Linked DNA regions of Homo sapiens: region 1 is linked to region 2. Evidence: read pairs that join two places in POLR2A ChIA-PET (ENCODE). Cell type or tissue: Caco-2. All regions are shown on one strand. Links, peaks and the distances in the headings refer to the core of each region. The heading gives the core; the rest is flanking DNA. Region 1 overlaps RAP1GDS1 (Rap1 GTPase-GDP dissociation stimulator 1). Region 2 overlaps METAP1 (methionyl aminopeptidase 1).

Evidence for each region. Peaks named below come from ENCODE experiments on the same cell type or tissue, not always from the same donor. Only the 100,000 strongest peaks of a DNase experiment are listed, where the experiment ranks them.
Region 1: POLR2A ChIA-PET joins it to region 2 with 8 read pairs; 2 of 35 experiments call an interaction of 5 or more read pairs at or near these places.

What each region holds. Positions count from the first base shown.
Region 1 is chr4:98,409,330-98,420,587 of GRCh38, reverse strand. It overlaps RAP1GDS1 (Rap1 GTPase-GDP dissociation stimulator 1), which reads right to left. Exons shown (of 15, transcript NM_001100427.2): 8 at 3,700-3,843; 9 at 3,090-3,221; 10 at 1,797-1,931; 11 at 444-569. It also overlaps the pseudogene RPL21P48. Among named protein-coding and RNA genes, the nearest start is that of RAP1GDS1, 150 kb to the right of the region's middle. In Caco-2, for the core only: no CTCF peak of the experiment used is centred there; no DNase peak of the experiment used is centred there.
Region 2 is chr4:99,008,304-99,019,561 of GRCh38, reverse strand. All of the region lies in intron 1 of METAP1 (methionyl aminopeptidase 1), which reads right to left. It overlaps LOC124900738 (a long non-coding RNA gene), which reads left to right. Exons shown (of 2, transcript XR_007058198.1): 2 at 3,420-6,082. Among named protein-coding and RNA genes, the nearest start is that of MIR3684, 17 kb to the right of the region's middle. In Caco-2, for the core only: no CTCF peak of the experiment used is centred there; a DNase peak (open chromatin) is centred at 5,981.

The DNA.
Region 1 (11,258 bases), core at 883-5,882, 600 kb after region 2:
GAGTTCAAGAGCAGCCTGAGCAACAAGCCCCATGTCTAGTGAAATTCCAAAACAATTAGCCAGGAGTTGTGGAGCATGCCTGTAATCCTAGCTACTCAGGAGGCTGAGGCAGGAAAATTGCTTGAACCCAGGAGGCGGAAGTTGCGGTGAGCTGAGGTCGCACCACTGCACTCCAGCCTGGGTGACAGAACAAGACTCTGTCTCAAAAATAAATAAATAAACAAATAAATAAATAAATAAATAAATAAATAATATGTATAAATAAATAATTATAACAAGCATAAAAATTAACAAATGGAGTTCCAAAACCAACTTTTAAATCTTTTATTTGCTATTTTTTATGATTACATAATCCTAAAAGCTAAAAACAAGTCCTTTTTCAACTAGAGGCACATTAAGACTATCATATGAAAAATGCAAGTTGGGGAAAACATTTCTTTTACCTTGTGCATCTATTAACATTCTTAATGTTCCCAGAAGTTTGAACTGAACAGGAGGCATTTCAGATTTAAGAAATTTCAAAACTGCCTCTGTGACCCCAGCTGATAACATCTTTGCTTTATTTATAACTGGAGAAAAAGAGAGACTATGGTTAAAATGGTATTAGCATTCCTGTTGATAAACATTCAATTCAATACAGGTTTATTAAGTATCTTTAAGATCCATGTTTTATTTTTCCATTTAGAAACAATCTTGTCACTTTTTTGTCAATTTTAAGAATGGAATTCAGTTGTTTATGTGTGTGTCCGTATCCTATTTGTGTATAAGCGGATAACAGACAATATAATAATTTTTATGACAGTATCATGGCTTTTTAGATCCAATCCAAAACACTTACTTACATAGTTTGTAAAGGAAATCTGAAAATGTTACCCTCTTACAACAAAAAGCACAATTCCGTTTTTGATCCAACTGTGTTAATATAAATGTTATAGACATTAATAAATGTTACTATCCTATGTAAACCAAATGAATTCAAATGGATTGGATCATCATGTAATTGTACTATTTCATCTAATCAGAAATTTATTTTTAGAAAGTAGGATAAAAGAATAGTTTTAACTATCTTTTGTTGTATTTTCCATAATACAGTGATTTCATGACTTCCAAAGGCACATTAAGGCTATTTTAAAAAAATTGTACATCTGCTTATAGAAAAACAACAACTGAAAGTCATTCTTGAGTGGACTCTGTTAATTGATGTCATTATTCTACCTCAACTAAAGATGCCTAAGGCCTGGTGCAGTAGCTCTCACCTGTAATCCCAGCACTTTAGGAGGCAAAGGTGGGTGGACTGCTTGAGCCCAGGAGTTCAAGACCAGCCTAGGCAACATAGTGAGATCCTGTTTCTACAAAAAAAAAAAATCAGCTGGGCATGGTGGCACATGCCTGTAGTCCCTGTTCCTCAGGAGGCTGAGGTGGGAGGATAACTTGAGCTCAGAAGGTAGAGGCTGTGGTGAGCCAGGACTGCGTCACTGCACTCTAGCCTGGCTGACAGAGTGAGACCCCATCTCAAACTTAAAAAAGCTTAACTATAAAACATGATGAAAATCTAACAGTTCGCAAAAGGTAACAGGATATCTGAATGAAGGCAAAGATTATTCTTGTACAGTCTCACAAAACTTATTTAACATATGATCTCCATTTATTAGCATGAAAAAATGTGAACAATGTGAAGACTATTTTTTTTTAAATTTTCTTCATCAGAGCAGGTTCACAAATCACATACAGTTAATAGCTTCCCCAAATGATGGATTTTATTTTGTACACAGCTGCCTTCTATTCTTAAGTCTTACCTGGAATGGCCAGGTTTCTGAGGGCACTTAGTGCTGCATGCTGTACTGTTACATTTCCATCTTCTACATGTCTGTCCAGTAAATCCATAAGTTTTTCTACAATCCCATTGTCTACCATATGAATACAATTTGCATCTGAAAAAAAAAACACACATCTTTTTCTTCCTCTTTAAAATATCTATAAATACTTTATAATACTGATGTCTGGCTATTATCTACATTAGGGAAAATGGAGCTATACAATAAAATGAATTCCAAATCTTTCTCCCATCAGATTTATAGGTTTTTCTGTTTACTGAGTGAGAAGTGTTAAAAAAAATTCTTAAACTAGATAAAAGTTTTAAAATCAGAAAATTACCAGAAAAATCTTTAGTTTAGAGCCAGATAATATATCAGAAGTAGAAACACATGGTTAGAATGTCCAATATTTTTCATTTATTGTGATGTATGCTTGTGTTCTCCCAATGTTACAGTGATAGTACTCTACCTTTTGCTATCATGGCTGATACCTAAATTATTTTTCAAACACTTACAAAGCGGAGAGAATATTATAATGAACCACTATTTACCCCATATCTAGTTTCAATAATTATCCATATTATGCCACTCTTACCTCCATAATTAGGAAGTCACTCCCAAAAAGAAGGAGTAAAAATGGAGCAAGTAAGCCATTATGATATAATATATACCAACAGTTTGTACTGGAAGATGATTAAACTAAAAAGAAAAATAAACTGTATTTCCTAGACACGGTATATTTCATGAGGAACGTAAGAATGAGTTTCTAGACTGTATTTGAGTTTTTTGGTAGTGCCAGATTTCATAAACATAGAAGTCTGGCGCCCCCTGAAACATTATTAAACTAAATTAAACATTCTACACGATGCCAGGGGATTATTCATACTTAAGTTTTATGGGCATAAAAGTATATAAGTTGAGGCACAATAATCCTAGAATGAATACTCAGATAATTAGATCCAAAATAAAATCACTAGGCAAAAGAAAGCAGATGTATACTAGAATGGGATTCAAACTTACTAAGCTCTGAAGTGCCAAGTATTCAAAAGAAGCACTTCATGATATTTAAACTATTAGAATTTAGTTGAATTGCATAAAATATGTAATTTGTTAGGAATGTCACTAAGTATTTCAGATTTCTGAAAAATTAAGTTAGCAGCATATACACATATTACACAACTTCTAAACTGTTCCAGTTTTAGTATATGTGGTAGCAAAGCAAAAATAAACAAATATAGAGTATTTGACTAACAAAGGAGGAACTAATATGCTTACCATTTCTGGCAAAATTTGCAATTGCCAATGCTCCAGCAAGCTGTAGCTGGTGGTTATTTGATGGGATCCAAGAGAGTACCCTTTGAAATACACTACCTTTTCCTCCTTCAAATAACTTCTGCATGGATTCATCTGGAGGTAAATGAAACGAATAGTTAAGCAAGAGAAAAATAACTAGGAGTAACAAATTCACATTCTTAGGTGAATATCCAACTGGAAACTCACACCTCACAAACTGTTACATTCATAATGGGAAAAGTAATGATTCTTTTTATAATAAACATTTAATAGATACTAGACAATAGAGTCTAGCATTTTTTCTAGTCCAAGTCCCAGGGAGCCATCTAGCTTTTCTTTAGTCCCTTGGTGCCAAAGCTATCTCTTCTATGTGACAGCTCTTCAAATACTGGAAGATAGTGAAGACACTTCTTTTTCAGGTTCATTATGTCTGGTTGTATCAATGGCATGTTTAAGATGTCAAAATCATCACCTCAATAGCAGGTGAGATAGGAATATGAGAAAATGTCTAGGGTAGTATTTACAGAAGAGACAATAAATTTTAAAAACATCTGACAACCACATTCTTTGGCTGGCATAAATTACAACTCACCTCCAAGAAGTAATAAAACCATGAGATCTGAACCAGTTTTGAGCTCAGTAATATCATCTTCTTTGTCACTATCCACTTTTTGCTGAACAATCTCTAGTAGACACTCTACTAGGCCTGCTTCAACCAGCTGTAGTTTAATAGCATCTAAAGAACAACGTGAACAAAATAATCAAACTTTGAGATAAAATAGGAGCTCTGGTATAAGCAGTCCATTATAAAGAATTATAAGAAACTAAGAGGGCCAGGTGCGGTGGCTCACGCCTGTAATCCCAGCACTTTGGGAGGCCGAGATGGGCGGATCACAAGGTCAGGAGATCGAGACCATCCTGGCTAACACCATGAAACCCCGTCTCTACTAAAAAATACAAAAAAAAATTAGCCAGGTGCAGTGGCAGGCGCCTGTAGTCACAGCTACTCAGGAGGCTGAGGCAGGAGAATGGCGTGAACCTGGGAGGCGGAACTTGCAGTGAGCCAAGATTGCAACACTGCACTCCAGCCTGGGCAATAGAGCGAGACTCTGTCTCAAAAAAAAAAAAAAAAAAAAAAAAAAAAAACTAAGAAAATGCATGATTTAGATAATACATTTTTGAAACTCAAATCTTCAAAGTAAACTATCTTGACAGTTCATTTAAATATACAAAAAAGCTTTATTTCATATTTCCATTTGAAATTGCCAAATTTTTCAGGATGTCTTGCAGCATCTAAACAAATTGATACTCAGCTCTGAAAGCAACTAGTATCACTCCACTATTACTCTAGATATCATGCTCATGTTTAAAGGGCAAGCTATAAAATACTATAAAATAGGGCTGGGCATGGTGGCTTACACTTGTAATCCCAGTGCTTTGGGAGGCCAAGGCAGGAAGATTGCTTGAGGCCAGGAGTTCAAGGTTACAGTAAGCTATGACTGTGCCACTGCACTCCAGTCTGGGCAACAGAGTGAGACCCTGTCTATAAAAATTAAATAAATAAATAAATAAAGTCGTGTTTTTAAAAAGGGCTTCAGGTTTTCATTGATTTAAAGCTTTCTTGAGTGATGGGTACATGGTGGTTTACTAAATGCTATTTCTGAATACATTTCAAAATGTTCATAATAAAAGTTAAAAGAAAAAAATAACCTTGAACCTTTCTGATGGCTAAACATAACATAAGGTATTTTAGAGACAGAATTTACATCCCAATTACATTTTTAAAACTGATCTTCATAGGAAACTCCACCCCCACATCAACACTTTTTATTATACTTCTAATATCTTTAAGTATTCTTTCATTATAACACTTATTTCACTGAAGAGCTTATATTTGCCTCCATATCTGTCTCCATCTATCTCCTGAGCAGATATATGTTGTGGGAAGTCAGGGACCCCAAATGGTGGGACTGGCTGGCACCGTGGCAGAAAAACATAAATTGTGAAGATTTCATGGACATTTATCAGTTCCCAAATAATACTCATAATTTCTTATGCCTGTCTTTACTTTAATCTCTTAATCCTGTTATCTTTGTAAGCTGAGAATGTACATCACCTCAGGATCACTATTGTACAAACTGATTGTAGAACATGTGTGCTTGAAAAATATGAAGTCTGATTGTAAAACATGGGTGTTTGAACAATATGAAATCAGTGCACCTTGAAAACAAACAGAATAACAGTGATTTTACAGAACAAGAGAAGACAACCAAAGGTCTGACTGCCTGCAGGGTCAGGCAGAATAGAGCCATATTCTTCTTCTTGCAGAGAGCCTATAAACGGATGTGCAAGTAGGAGAGATATCACTGAATTCTTTTCTCAGCAAGGAATATTAATAATACCCTGGGGAATACAAAATCAATGTACAAAAATCACAAGCATTCTTATACACCAACAACAGACAAACAGAGAGCCAAATCATGAGTGAATTCCTATTCACAATTGCTTCAAAGAGAATAAAATACCTAGGAATCCAACTTACAAGGGATGTGAAGGACCTCTTCAAGGAGAACTACAAACCACTGCTCAAGGAAATAAAAGAGGATACAAACAAATGGAAGAACATTCCATGCTCATGGGTAGGAAGAATCAATATCGTGAAAATGGCCATACTACCCAAGGTAATTTACAGATTCAATGCCATCCCCATAAAGCTACCAATGACTTTCTTCACAGAATTGGAAAAAACTACTTTAAAGTTCATATGGAACCAAGAAAGAGCCCGCATCGCCAAGTCAATCCTAAGCCAAAAGAACAAAGCTGGAGGCATCACACTACCTGACTTCAAACTATACTACAAGGCTACAGTAACCAAAACAGCATGGTACTGGTACCAAAACAGAGATATAGATCATTGGAACAGAACAGAGCCCTCAGAAATAATGCCGCATATCTACAACTATCTGATCTTTGACAAACCTGAGAAAAACAAGCAATGGGGAAAGGATTCCCTACTTAATAAATGGTGCTGGGAAAACTGGCTAGCCATATGTAGAAAGCTGAAACTGGATCCCTTCCTTACACCTTAGACAAAAATCAATTCAAGATGGATTAAAGATTTAAATGTTAGACCTAAAACCATAAAAACCCTAGAAGAAAACCTAGGCATTACCATTCAGGACATAGGCATGGGCAAGGACTTCATGTCCAAAACACCAAAAGCAATGGCAACAAAAGACAAAATTGACAAATGGGATCTAATTAAACTAAAGAGCTTCTGCACAGCAAAAGAAACTACCATCAGAGTGAACAGGCAACCTACAAAATGGGAGAAAATTTTCGCAACCTACTCATCTGACAAAGGGCTAATATCCAGAATCTACAATGAACTCAAACAAATTTACAAGAAAAAAACAACCCCATCAAAAAGTGGGCGAAGGACATGAACACACACTTCTCAAAAGAAGACATTTATGCAGCCAAAAAACACATGAAAAAATGCTCATCATCACTGGCCATCAGAGAAATGCAAATCAAAACCACATGAGATACCATCTCACACCAGTTAGAATGGCAATCATTAAAAAGTCAGGAAACAACAGGTGCTGGAGAGGATGTGGAGAAATAGGAACACTTTTACACTGTTGGTGGGACTGTAAACTAGTTCCACCATTGTGGAAGTCAGTGTGGCGATTCCTCAGGGATCTAGAACTAGAAATTCCATTTGACCCAGCCATCCCATTACTGGGTATATACCCAAATGACTATAAATCATGCTGCTATAAAGACACATGCACATGTATGTTTATTGCGGCATTATTCACAATAGCAAAGACTTGGAACCAACCCAAATGTCCAACAATGATAGACTGGATTAAGAAAATGTGGCACATATACACCATGGAATACTATGCAGCCATAAAAAATGATGAGTTCATGTCCTTTGTAGTGACATGGATGAAATTGGAAATCATCATTCTCAGTAAACTATCGCAAGAACAAAAACCAAACACTGCATATTCTCACTCATAGGTGGGAATTGAACGATGAGATCACATGGACACTGGAAGGGGAATATCACACTCTGGGGACTGTGGTGGGGTGGGGGGAGCGGGGAGGGATAGCATTGGGAGATATACCTAATGCTAGATGACGAGTTAGTGGGTGCAGCGCACCAGCATGGCACATGTATACATATGTAACTAACCTGCACAATGTGTACATGTACCCTAAAACTTAAAGTATAATAAAAAAAAAAATAGTAATACCCTGGGGAAGGAATTGCATTCCTGGGGGGAGGTCTATAAATGGCCGCTCTGGGAGTATCTGTCTTATGCGGTTGAGATAAGGACTGAAATACGCCCTGGTCTCCTGCAGTACCCTCAGGCTTATTAGGGTGCGGAAAAGATCCCGCCCTGGTAAGTTTGAGGTCAGACCGGTTCTCTGCTCTCGAACGCTGTTTTCTGTTGTTTAAGGTGTTTATCAAGATAATACGTGCACAGCCAAACATAGACCCTCATCAGTAATTCTAATTTTGCCCTTTGCCTTGTGATCTTTGCTTTGCCCTTGCCTTGTGATCTTTATTGCCCTGTAAAGCACGTGATCTTTGTGACCTACTCCCTGTACACTCCCTCCCCTTTTGAAATCCCTAATAAAAACTTCCTGGTTTTGTGGCTCAGGGGACATCACGGACCTACCGATATGTGATGTCACCCCTGGAGGCCCAGCTGTAGAATTCCTCTTTTTGTACTCTTTCTCTATTTCTCAGATGGGCCGACATTTAGGGAAAATAGAACATACATTGAAATATTGGGGGCTGGTTCCCCCAATAGATACACCTTACTCATCTTTGTATCTTAACCTAAACTGGCCTATCTAAATGCTTTGAGTGTAGTTGATACTCCTTAAGATAAATGCTAGTCAACTCACCTGAAAAATACATTTGCAACACAGATTTTTTGTTTAAGAGACAGTGTCTCGCTCCGTTGCCCAGGCTGGAGCGCAGTGGTATGATCATAGCTCACTGCATCCTTGAACTCCTGGGCTCAAGCAATCCTCCTATCTCAGCCTCCTGAGTAGCTGGGACTAAAAGTGCATGCCACCATGCCTGGCTAATTTTTAAACTTTTTTTGTAGAGACAGGGTCTCACTATGTTGCCTAGGCTGGTCTTGAACTCATGGCCTCAAGCAATCTTCCTGCCTTGGCCTCCCAAAGTGCTAGGATTACAGGCATGAGCCACTGTACCTGGCCAGAAATTTTTAAATTTAAACTTTATTTTTTCAGTTGGATTTTATTTTAGTCATTGGTTTCCCTAAGCTGTATATGCATCCATATATGGCAATGGCAGCTTCAGCTTATCATTTAGGAAAAATAAAGACTTTTAAAAATAAATACTTAAGACTTTCAGGCAATTTTAATGTGTTAAAATTTGGCTTTTTTGAATCACTAGGATCACTGATCTTCTTTTGAATATTATCTCAGAATACACAGAGTATTCAACCTGGAATATTTCTTTAAAAGGTACACTTGTACTGTGCCATGCTAAAAGTAGGGCGTTTCCTTGGTTACAGAATGCTAGGGCTAGAGATGTGTGGTGACTAGAATTAAAAACTATGATGAAAAAGCCTTAAAAATACTAAAATCCTTGAACTATACAAATCCCAACTTCTAATGCTGAAATCACTCTCCTTCGTGTACTGGGAAAATGAAGGATGATACATGCAAAGAATTAGTCCAAAAACAAGCCTTCAATGGTATCATCCTATCCATTGTGCAATTATAAAACAGATGTGAAGGCAGAGGGGAAAACAGTAATAAATATCAACACATTGTTATTTTGAAATACTGCAAGGAAAGTTATAGGTTATTTTATGGCCTAAAATTGACTGAAGGTCACAGTAAAATTTTTACTTTGCCAAAACACCAATGAGATAAAAAACAAATTTCTCCCTAAGAAATAGGACCTAAGACATTTAAGAAATTTTAAATGTGTCAATATTGTAGTTTTAAAATTTTAATTAATTTTTTTTTTTGAGACAGGGTCTTGCTGTGTTGCCCAGGTTGGTCTTGAACTCCTGGCTCAAGCAATCCTTCTGCCTTGGCCTCTGAAAGTGCTGGAATTACAGGCGTAAGCCATCACTCCCAGCCTAAATGTCTCAATGTTAAAGTTTACAGATAATCTCTTCTCACAATTTGACTGAAATCAAATACCTGAAAACAAATATATAGGAGGCTTAAACTACCTTAATTAGGATTAGCAAGACATTCTGCCAAAGCAGACAGCCCAGCACATTTACCAAAACCATTCTGTCCAAGGACAAGTATCTTTATCACCACTGTTTACACACATATGTATGAATGTACACTTGTATGTATCATGTATGCATCATATATAGGTATTTTAAAACTTTTTTTAAAGAGTGAAAGAAAACCACAAATGCAGAGAAGTGCATAAAATATCCAAGTTAAGTTTAATATATTATTAGAAAGCAAATAACCATGTATCTATCACCTAGATCAAGAAATTCATTGCCAACAACTCAGGAAGCCTATCTCTGCATTTCTGTTTCTGATAACAAACCCCTTCCTTCATTTGTCTCAAATCATCCTGGTTATTATGGTAATCACTTCTATACTTTCATCATTTTACCAAGTAAATAATCATTCCTAAAAACTACAGTTTAGTTTTACTTTTTGTTTTTAACTTTATATAAATTGAATCATACAATATGTATTTTTCAGTGTTGGCTTTTTCCTTTCAACATTATGAGATTCATCCACAGTAATGGTTACAGCTGTCTTCATTCCTTTTCATAACTCTATATTTTTCCATTATATTAATATCCTATGATTTATTCATTCTACTGTTAATGGATTTTGGTTGTTTCCAATTTTTCATTATAAATAATGCTGCTTTGAACATTCCTGTAACAGTTCCTGGTATACATGTGCACAAGCTTCTGGGTATATTTCTAAGAGCAGAATTGTTGGATCTATTGCTTCAACTTCAATAGATACTACTTCCCAATTGTACCAATTTACACTCCCACTGTTCCACACCCTCATCAACAGTTGGTTTATGAGACTTTCCAGTGGGTGTATAGTGGTATTTTATTGTGGTTTTATTTTGTGTTACCTAAGAGTGAACATTTTCATATCTATATTAAGTCTGTTGGACTTAATATAAATCTTTTGTCAAGTGCTTATTAAAATGTTTTTCACATTTTTCTTAATGATTTTTAAGAGTTTTTATACACTGTATACACAAGCCCTCTGTCAGTTATATGTTATAATTATATTCTCTCATCCAGTCTTGCTTTTCACTCTTAACGGTGTCTTTAAAAAAAGAGTTTTAACTTTTATTTATTTGTTTTTGGTAGAGATGAGGCCTCACTATGTTGCTCAGGCTGGTCTCGAACTCCTGGTCTCAAGTGATCCTCGTCTTGCCCTCCCAAAGCCATTAGGATTGCAGTCATGAGCCACCAGGCTAGCCAGAAGTTTTACTTTTAAAGTAACCAATGTCTCAATTTTTTCCTTTATGATTAGAGCTTTTTGTGATCTAAGAAAAGTATTTCAAGGCCATGATGATATTCTCCTAGCTTACATTTTAAGATAAACCCTCTGAAGTTTTAACTTTCACATTTAGGTCAATCTATCTGGAATTAATTTTTTATATACTTTTTAATAGTCTAGAAGCCTTTTATCTTGAAAACACCTATTATGCCATGAATTCATAGGGAAGAGGTTCCAGCAGCTCAGGCCCCTTCCGTTTGTTCTCACAAAGTGCGCTTCTCTAGGTGGAACAGACTGTTGCTTCAGTTGAACTCAGGTACATTTCTCTTTGGCTCCCTTCTTTTTCTTTTCCTATCTTTCCTTCATGTGTTTCGGGGAGGTATCTTGGCTCTTGAGTGCTTAATATGCTCATTATACACATTAATTATTTTGGCAACAATCTTGCCCTTGTTTGTTTACAACAACACTAGTACCATGCCGGGTAACACCATAGACTCTTGGTTTTCCATGGTAAAATTTGTGGGGCATTCCCTTTTTGAACAGGATGCATTCCTCTGATGTCTACAATATCACCTTTCCTGTAGATTTGAATGTATGTGGCTAAAGGAACAACTCCGTATTTTCTAAAAGGCCTACAGA
Region 2 (11,258 bases), core at 4,011-9,010:
AACATGAGAAGACCACAGCATATGTCATAAAGGGTGGAGATGTAGAGCAGATGAAGAGAAACTAAAACAAAGGATCTCCAGAATAGAACAAGAAGGGGGACAAGATAGGTATTATAAATGTGGAAAAACAGGCCATTTTAAGAGAGAATGCCCTGACCTAAAGGCCACAGAGGAAATTCCTCCTCTCATGCCAACCTTCAGAGAGGAAGAATACGTGAGTCAGGGGCTCTTTCTTTTCCACCTTGAGTCCCATCAAGAGCCCTTGATAAATTTGGAGGTGGGACCAAACCATTAACTAATAACATTCCTCATTGATTCTGGAGCTACTTGTTCTTCCTTACGCTTTTCTCCAAGTGGCCTCAGCTGTTCTCCAGAAGAGCTACTATTATCTGGGGTGAAAGAAGAGAGGTTTAAGGCCAAAATCCTAGAAGATATAGAAGTCAGATACAAAAATGAGGCAGCTAATATTCAATTTCCATTAATTCCTGAAGCAGGCACTAATTTGTTAGGAAGAGACTTAATGCTAAAGTTAGGTCTTGGACTGCAAGTAGGGCCAAAGGGGTTCCTTCCCTCTCTCCACCTGCTAACTACTGTTGATGAGAGGAAAATTCATCCGGATTTATGGTCAAGAGAAGGAAAGCAAGGGAGTTACGGATTCCCCTGATACAAATACATTTAAAGGTTCCAAGGGGGAGTAGCCCGGAGAAAGTAATACCCGATCTCCCTGGAAGGCCGGGTAGGACTAAAACCTGTGATTGAAGGCCTTATTAAAGATGGACTTTTAGAGCCTTGCATGTCTCCGTATAATACCCTTATCCTACCTGTCAGGAAGCCTGATGGATCCTACCTATTAGTACAAGATCTCAGAGCTATAAATGAAATAGTTCAAACCACTCACGCTACTATGACAAATCCATATATTAACCTTAGTAAAATTCTGTAAAGTCATCAATGGTTTACTGTAATAGACTTAAAGGATGCTTTCTGGGCACGTCCTTTGGCTGAGGACAGCCAAGATCTATTCACATTCAAATGGGAGGACCCCCATACAGGACAGAAGCAGCAGTACCGGTGGATAGTATTGCCCCAGGATTTGAGGATTCACTGAATATTTTTACTCATGCTCTAGATAGGATTATTAGAAAGACAGACACTCCACCACATTTACAATTAATCCTATATATGGATGACATACTTATATCTGGAGAAGATATAGAAAAAGTAAGTGAATACTCTGTGTACTTCCTGAATCATTTATACTCTAAGGGACTGCGGGTCTCCAAAGAAGAGCTCCAATATGTAGAAACAGAAGTTAGACATTTAGGTCATCTAATTAGCACGGCCAAAAGGAGAATAGGACCTGAACAGGTCGAGGGAAATGTCTCCTTGCCCCTGCCTCAAACAAAACAGGAACTTATTTCTGGGATTGACTGGATACTGTAGATTATGGATTGATTCTTATGCATTAAGAAGTAAATTGCTTTATGAGAAATTAACTAAAAATAGGCCAGACCCACTTATAAGGACTTCTGATGAAGTAGACCAAATAAATGAATTAAAAGCATGATTAATATCTGCCCCTGTTTTAGCCCTGCCTTCTTTAGAAAAACCCTTTCATCTTTTTGTTAGCACAGACAATGGAGTGGCCCTTGGAGTACTCACTCAACAACATGGAGACCACCGGCAACCAGTTGCCTTTCTGTCCAAAGTCTTAGATCCAGTTGCCAGTGGCTGTCCCCAGTGCATCCAGTCTGTGGCAGCCAATGCCATATTAGTGGAAGAAAGCAGAAAGATTACCTTTGGGGGATACTTAACAGTAAGTACACCCCATAAGGTCAATGTCATCCTAAATCAAAAAGCGGAAAGATGGCTGACTGATTCTAGGATTTTAAAGTATGAGGCTATCCTATTAGAAAGAGATTATCTAACTATAACCACTGATAGTTCACTTGACCCTGCCGGATTCTTAAGAGGGAATCCATTGCTGCAAACAGAACATTTGTATCTAGATTTAATTATGATACCAAGGTATGACCAGACCTATCTGAAACCCCTTATAAAACAAGACAACATTTGTTCCTAGATGGGTCCTCTCGGATGTTTGATGGAGACAGGCACAGTGGATATGCTGTGGTGGATGGAGAAACTCTTGAGGAAACTGAATCGGGGCAATTACCTGATAACTATTCCGCCGAAGGCTGTGAACTATTTGCTCTCAGTCAGGCCCTTAAATATCCAGAAAATGAGATAGGAACACTTATACAGGCTGTAAGTATGCTTTTGGGGTAGCGCATACATTTGGAAAAATTGGGGCAGACAGAGGCCTGATGAACAGCCAAGGCCAAAAGCTTGCTCATGAGTCATTAGTGACTTGTGTTTTAAATAATCTCCAGCTACCAGGAGAAATAGCTATTGTACATGTCCCTGGACACCAGCATGACTTTTCATTTGAAAGTCGAGGTAATAATCTTGCAGATCAGGTAGCCAAAAGAGCAGCAATGGCTGTGAAACAAATATTTCATCTAACTCCCTCCCTCCTCTCCCCCAAATTAGCTCCTATTTTCTCTTCAGCCTAAAAGGAAAAACTAAGCGAAATGTGGGCTAAAGAAAATACAGAAGGGAGATGGATTCTCCCAGATCAGAGAGAGATGCTCTCCAAACCCCTTATGAAAGAAGTTCTGTCCCACTTACACCAAGGAACATGCTGGGGCCCTCAGGCCCTATGTGACGCTGTCCTCAGTCTATGGATGTACTGGGATCTACACCCTGGCCAGACAGGTCACTGACAGCTGCATTATCTGTAAGAAAACTAATAAGCAGACCCTAAAGAAACTACCTCTAGGATGAAGAACACCTAGGCTAAGACCATTCCAAAGTGTTCAAGTTGATTATATTGAAATGCTGCCAGTAGGCTAAAATACCTATTAGTGATAGTAGACCACATCACTCATTGGGTAGAGGCCACTCCTTTCTCAAAGGCCACTGCCAGTAATATAGTGACGGCCTTAATTGAACATATTATACCCAGGTTTGGATTAATAGAAAATGTTGACTCAGATAATGGGACCCACTTTACGGCACACATTATGATAAAACTGGCCCAGGTGCTGGACATAGAATGGGAATACCACATTCGGTGGCACCCCTCCTCCTCCAGGAGAGTAGAAAGAATGAATCAGACAAGTCATCTAACTAAATTTTAGAGACTCATCTACGATGGACCAAATGCCTCCCTATTGCTTTATTCAGAATCAGGACAGCTCCCCGAAGAGATACAGGTTCATCCCCCTATGAAATGTTATATGGATTGCCTTACTTACATTCCTCAGCTGATGTGCCTACCTTTGAAACCAAAGATCAGTTCCTTAGAAATAACATATTTGGACTCTCCTCTACTTTTTCTTCCCTTAAAACCAAAGGTCTTTTAGCACAAGCACCACCCTTGGAATTCCCAGTACAATCGCATCAGCCTGGAGACCACGTCTTCATAAAGGGATGGAAGGAAGGAAGGCTCGAGCCAGCCTGGGAAGGATCCTACCTCATGTTATTGACCATCGAAACCGCAGTTCGCACTGCCGAGAAGGGGTGGACCCATCACACTCGAGTCAAGAAAGCGTCGACACCCTCAGAATCCTGGATTGTGGTCCCCGAGCCAAGTCCCACCAAGTTAAAATTAAGAAGAACCTAACATACCTTTATTTCTATTTTTCTTTCTTTCCTCTCACTATCTCTCATTTTATTATTAACATAACTAGATTGGAATCATCTCAAGTGATATCCTTTGATGCTTGTCTAGTGATGCCATGCGGGGACCTACATAACCAAAGGCAACTAGCCTCTTCAGAAAAATATCTATGTCCTGGTCCCCCATTTAATCTAACAGTCTCTCACTCCCATAGATGCGATCAATTAAAGCCAAGACGCCGCTTCTTCATTCCCACCGAATGGCAGCCTTGCAGCAGTTGGAATAATGTTCTATGGACCACTCAATACAGAGGCTGGACCTCTACAGGAGGGGTTTGTACTGAGCTTAGGCCTAATCTTTATTTCACATAAGGAAGCATTTCCCCTGATTGTAAGCTTTATCAGTGTAACCCTATTCTTAATTCTAATATAGATAATCAGCCAGCTATCGGCCATCTCTACGGTATTGGGCAAATGTCAAAGGGGAAGGATCCGATAGGGAGGTTTGAAATACGCCTTCTCCCTCTTCCTCCTTTCCCTTCTCCAACCCCAGTAGTCTCGGCTTTAAATCAAACTTCTATTATCCCAATTAGTCCTTTACTAAATGATAAGACAAAAGCATCAGTAGTACAAGTAAATGACTTAAAGCAGACTTAAGCTATTGAGACAGGGTATCAAGATGCAAATGCCTGGTTAAAACGGATTAAATATTCTGTCCACACTCTAAACAAAAGCGACTGTTACACTTGTGCACACGGTAAGCCAGAGGCCCAGATTGTCCCCTTTCCACTTAAGTGTTCTTCACATGCGACGGATTTGGAGTGTGTGGTAGCTCTCTTTCAAGATTCTACAGCCTGGAATGATGAATCTTGCCAAGCTCTCTCTCTGCTATATCCTGAAGTACAACACCCTGAGGGTCAGCCCCCGAGGGCCATTCAGCCTCCATCTTCCAGGGCAGAGTTTGCCTCATGCCTCTCACAGCAGGAGGAGAACTCAATATTCCTTGGAAATTTCACAGGATGCAGGGAGGTAAGGCACTTCTAAGAGCTAACCCATGAGGCCTCCATCAGCCATCCTTGAGTGGGACATATGGTGGTAATGTCGGGGGGCACTTACTGGATACTCTGCCATATAACTGGAATGGTACTTGCACTCTAGTCCAATTGGCTATCCCTTTTACCCTGGCATTTCATCAACAAAAATAGGAAACACCCCACCACCAACACACTACAAGAGCTCCTTACAGATCCTTTGATCCTCATATCCACCTAGATGCGACAGGTGTTGCAAGGGGGGTTCCTGATGAATTTAAGGCCAGAGATCAGATAGCTGCTAGACTCGAGTCAACGTTATTTTGGTGGGTCACGATAAACAAAAATGTAGACTGGATAAACTATATTTACTATAATCAACAATGATTAGTTAACTACACCAAAGTGGTCAGGGGAATTGCAGATGAATTAAGATCTACTAGCCAAATGACACAGGATAACAGAATCACTCTTGATATGATGCTAGCTGAGAAAGGTGGTGTTTGCGTAATGATTAAGACCCAATACTGCACGTTCATTCCAAATAACACAGCCCCAGATAGAAGTATAACAAGAGCCCTAGAGGGACTTACTGCTTTATCAAACAAGCTAGCTAAGAACTCTGGCATAAATAACCCATCTCTAGCTGGCTAGAAAACTGATTTGGAAATTGGAAAGATATCTTAACCTCAATCCTCACTTCCTCTATAACTGTGTTAGGTATACTTCTACTTATTGGATGTTGTGTCATACCCTGTATTCGACGGCTTGTACAAAGGCTCATCAGTACAACCCTTAATAATCTATCCTCTGCCTCTCCCCCACCCTATTCGGAAAGGTTGCTTTTATTAGGGGATCAAGCCAAACAACAAAGCAGAGACTTGCTAGACAAGTTTGAAGAATTATAAAACAAAAAGAGGAGGGAATTGAAAGGAATGGAGAAGTTCCTCAAAGTTTCTTAAATCCATACAGATTTATCATTCCCCGGTTAAATGTTAGGATGTGTGTATTCCAAGGCTGCTCCAGCTTGTTCCAGTAGGTTGAGATAAGGCTAAATGAGTCCCAGATCAGGATACATGCCATTCCTTATTTGGGAACCCCTCTGACCTCTCATCACTAACTTCCTCTTTTCTTTGTCCTTTTTCCCTTCGTCCTATTTAGGAAAGTTTTAAATTATTAACCAATCCAGTTAAGTTTAGAGTGTGAGGTCCCATCCCAGCCAATGGGAACGGGACACAGCCATAGGGGATTGCATCAGGATGTAAAGGTTATAAATGTCCCCGTCTCCTTTGTTTGGTGTGCTCTCGTGGCTGGACTGCTGGTGAGTGCACCCTTTTGGCAGAAAGTAAACCAGCCTTGCTAAGAGATCCTTTGTCTCAGTGTTGATTTCTTTACAAGATCAAACTCCCATGCCCAACAGCCTTTATTTCCAACTAGGGGAATAATGCCTAGTCCAGGCAATATTTTTCTGTTTAGCAGTCACAGGTGAGGGTGGTATTAGCATCTTTTTTAGTAGAAAAAACTGACAGTTAATGGGGTGGACTGGGTTGGGAAGAAATAATTTCTTCCAAATGTATTTATAGAAAATAAAAATATTTTCATAAAAGAAAGAAGTAATGAAATTAATCTTACATGTGCAAAGAAGTCTACAATGTCTTAGGTTTTAAAAAAATAGGTAAGTTAGAAATGTGAAAAATCCACAAATATGTGGAAATGAAACATACTCTCAATCCAATGTGTCAAAGAAAAAGTCACAAGGGAACTTCAACACAAATAAAAACAAAAACATTTAGTATGCAAAACTTACGGGATGCATAGTAAGAACCTTGGTCTTCACAATCCCTTATTTTAATCCAGACACTCCTTTCTATTAATTCCAGTCCCCTAGATAATAAGTTGCCTCTTTCAACCAACTGCTAATCAGAAAATCTTTGAACCCACCTATGACCTGGAAGACCCCACTTCAAGTTGTCCCACCTTTGCGGACCAAACTAGTGCACACCTTACATGTACAGATTAATGTCTGCCTGTAACTTCTGTCCCCCTAAAATGTATAAAATCAAGCTGTAACCCAACCACCTTGGGTACATGTTTTCAAGAACTCCTGAGGCTGTGTCACAGACCTTGGTCGCTCTTATTTGGCTCAGAATAAACCTCTTTAAATCTTTAAAAAAAAAAAAAAAAAAAAAAAAAACTTTATGGGATACAGCCAAAGATGTTTTAAAAGGAAAGTCTACAGCTGTAAACATATACACTAAAAAAGAAACACCTCGGCCGGGTGTGGTGGCTCATGCCTGTAATCCCAGCACTTTGGGAGGCCAAGCGGGGCAGATCACCTGACGTCAGCAGTTCGAGACTAGCCTGGCCAACATGGTGAAACCCTGTCTCTACTAAAAATACAAAAATTAGCCGGGCGTGGTGGCAGGCACCTGTAAGTCAGTGCAGCTACTCGAGAGGCTGAGGCAAGAGAATCACTTGAATCCAGGAGGCAAAGGTTGCAGTAAGCCAAGATTGTGCCACCTCACTCCAGCCTGGGTGACAGAGCGAGACACTGTCTTGAAAAAAAAAAAAAAAAAACTCACATTAACAACCCGACTTTTACCTCAAGAACTAGAAAAAGAAGAAAAGATAAAACCTAAGGCTAACAGAAGGAAATAATAAATATTAGAAATTAATAGGCAATAAGGAAGACTGAGGTGGGAAGGACTGCCTGAGGCCAGGAATGCAAGACCGGCCTGGACAACACAGCAAGACCCCATCTTTACCCAAAAAAATAAAAACAATGAAAAGAAAGTGGCCAACCCTTAGCTAGACTACCGAAGAAAAGAGATAAGACTCAATAACTAAAAAGGAGGAGAGAAAACTTCCAAGCTCATTTTGTTTTGTTTTGTTTTGTTTTGTTTTTTGAGATGGAGTTTCACTCTTGTTGCCCAGGCTGGAGTGAAATGGAGCGATCTCTGCTCACCGCAACCTCCGCCTCCTAGGTTCAAGCAATTCTCCTGCCTCAGCCTCTCGAGTAGCTGGGATTACAGGCATATGCCACCACGCCTGGCTAATTTTGTATTTTTAGTAGAGATGGCATTTCTCCATGTTGGTCAGGGTGGTCTCGAACTCCCAACCTCAGGTGATCCGCCTGCCTCAGCCTCCCAAAGTGCTGGGATTACAGGCATCAGCCACCACGCCCAGCCCAAGCTCATACTTTGAAACCACCATTACCCTTATACCAAAGCCAGATAAAGACTAAAGACCAGTATCCCTTATAAATATTGATGCAAAATCTTGAACAAAACACTAACAAATAAATTCAATAGCACACTGAAAGGACTATACACCATGACCAAGTGGAATTTATTCCAGGAATGCAAGAATATTCAAAAACAAAAATCAATTTAATACATCACATTAACAGAATGAAGGATAAAAATCACATAATCATCTCAATTGATTCAGAAAAACCATCTGACAAGATCTGATACTCCTTCAAAATAAAGACACTCAACAAACTAGGAATACATGAAAATTACCTCAACATAACAAAGCTCATATATAAGACGCCCATAACTAACATCAAACTCAATGGTGAAAGACAGAAAGCTTTTCATCTGAGTCCAGGAACAAGATAAAGATGCCAGCTCTCATCACTTCTATTCAACATTGTATTGGAAGTCCTAGCCAGAGCAATTAGGCAAGAAAAAGAAATAAAAGGCATCCAAATTAAAAAGGAAGAAGTAAAATTATCTCTGTTCACAGATGACATGATCTTATACATGTAGAAAACCTTAAAGATTTCATTAAAAAAAAAACTGTTAGAGCTAATAAACTAAAGTTGCAGGATAATCAACATAAAAATCAGTTGCATTTCTATACACTAACAATGAATAATTTTAAGATAAATTAAGGAACAATTCCATTTAAAAATAAATTTCCATTAAAAATAAAATACCTAGAAATAAACCTAAACTAAGGAGGTTAAAAGACTTGTATAATGCAAACTACAACACGTTGCCAAAAGCAAGTAAAGGCAACACAAATAGAGAGACATCCCATGTTCATGTATCTGAAAACGATAAGGTTAAGATATCAATATTACCCAAAGCAGTTTACAGATTCAATGCAATCCTCACCAAATCCCAATGGCATATTTTGCAGAAATTGAAAAAAATTCTAAAATTCATATGAAATCTCAAGGGACCCAAATAGCCAAAACAATTCTGAAAAAGAGCAAATTTGGAAGACTCACACTTCCTGATATCAAAACATACCAGAGCTACAGTAATGAAAATGGTGTAATACTGGCATAAAAACAGATACACAGACAAATGGAACAGAATCCAGAAATAAATCCTTGTGTATTTGGTCATGTGTGTTTTTTGGGAGGTTTTTGTTTTTTAAAGATGGGGTCTCACCTCGTCACCTAAGCTGGAGTGCAGTGGCACAATCATAGCTCACTGCCACCTCAAACTCTTTAGGGCTCAAGGGGTCCTCCTGCCTCAGCCTCCCAAGTAGTTGGCACTACAGGCGCATGCCAACACGCCTGGCTAATTTTTGTATTCTTTGTAGAGAAAGGGTTTCACCATCTTGCCCAAACTGGTTTCGAATTCCTGGGCTCAAGCAATCCTCCAGTTTCAGCCTCCCAAAGTGCAGGGATTACAGGTGTGAGGCACCACACCTGGCCTCAGATGATTTTTGACAAGGGTGCCAACAGGCAAAGAATAGTCTCTTCAATAAACACTGTTGGGAAAACTGGATCCAAATGCCAAAGAATAAAGTTGTGCCCTTATCTTAACCATATATAAAAATTAACTCAAAAGAGATTAAAGACCTGAACATGAGACCCAAAACTATAAAACTCCTAGATGAAAACATAAGGGAAATGGGGAAATACTTTGTGACAATGGACTAGGCAATGATTGTTTGGAGATAACACCAAAAGCACAGGCAATTAAAGCAAAAACAGACAGATGAGACTACTCAAACTTAAAAAACTTTTGTTCATCAAAGGACACAATCAACAGAGTAAAAGGTAACCTATGGAATAGGAGAAAAGATTTGCAAATAACATACCTGGTAATGGGTTGACATCTAGATTATATTTTAAGACTCTTACAACATAATATCAAAAAATGAATTAACCCAATTTTTAAAATGGGCAAAAGACTTAAGCAGACATTTCTCCAAAGATGATATATACTAGCCAACAGGCATATGAAACGTGCTCAACATCACTAATCATCAGAAAAGTGCAAATCAAAATCTCTATGAAGTATCAGCTCATACCCATTAGGATGACTACTATGAAAAAAACAAAACAGAAAAGAACAAATGTTGGTGGGGATATGGAGAAATCAGAACCCTTGTACATTGTGTTGGAATTGTAGAACAATCCAACTACTATAGAAAACAGAATGACTGCTCCTCAAAAAACTAAAAACAAATAATCGTGTGATCCAGCAATCCCACTTCTGAGTATAGATCCAAAAGAACTGAAAGCAGGGTCTCAAGGAAATATTTGCACGCTCGTGTTCATAAGCACTATTTACAATAACCAAGAGGTAGAGACAACCCAAATGTCCATCAAGAGAAGAATGGATAAACACAACATGCGGTACACATAAAATGAAATACTATGCAGCCTTACAAAGGAAATCCTGTGACGGGTACAACATGAAGGAACTTTCAGGGCATTAAGTGAAATCAGCCAGTCACAAAAGAACAAATATTGTGTAATCTGACTTATATGAAATGTCTAAAGTAGTCAAATTCCTACAGAAAGTAGAATAGTAGTTACCAGGGGTTTGGGAAACAGGACAAAGGAGAGTTGCTGTTATAGGGCTATGGAGTTCAGTTCTGCAAAATGAAAACGTTCTAGAGATCTGTTTCACAACATAAATATGCTTAACACTACTGAACTATACACATAAAAATAATTAAGACAGTAAAATTAAATGTTTTTTATAACAAATTTTTTAAAGATATGTAAAAAATGGTAAATTACAAAACTGTATAGGTGTATATAATGCAGAGCAACAATTCTATTTTATTTTGAAAGATAAAAAACAGCAGCTAACATTTGAGATTTTACTACATACCAAGCACTGATTAGGCAGAGAATTAATCCTCACACCACTACCAAGACATAGGTACTATTATCACAGATATCTCATTTTACAGATGAGAAAGCTGAGGCACAGATTAACATGTCCAAAAAACACAGGGGTAATTAATGACAAGTCCAAGTTTTGAATGCAGGCCCTCTTAAGACAGCATCCATGTTCTTAACCTGTATATAGTACATATGTAAAAATCTGGAAAGATAAGAAACCAAACAATGCTTTGGTTTTAGGATGCTAGAATTATGATAGTTTTCACCTAACACACTTCTGTTTTAAATTTCTGCAAAGATCATGTACTCCTTTTTATAACAATATATTTAACAGGAAATATTTACATTTTGGAAAAAAATATTCAACTGAACAGCAAGGTCTCTATCCCTACTAACGATCATTTCATTTCCTTATATTTCTGTACTTGGACTCTTCCTTA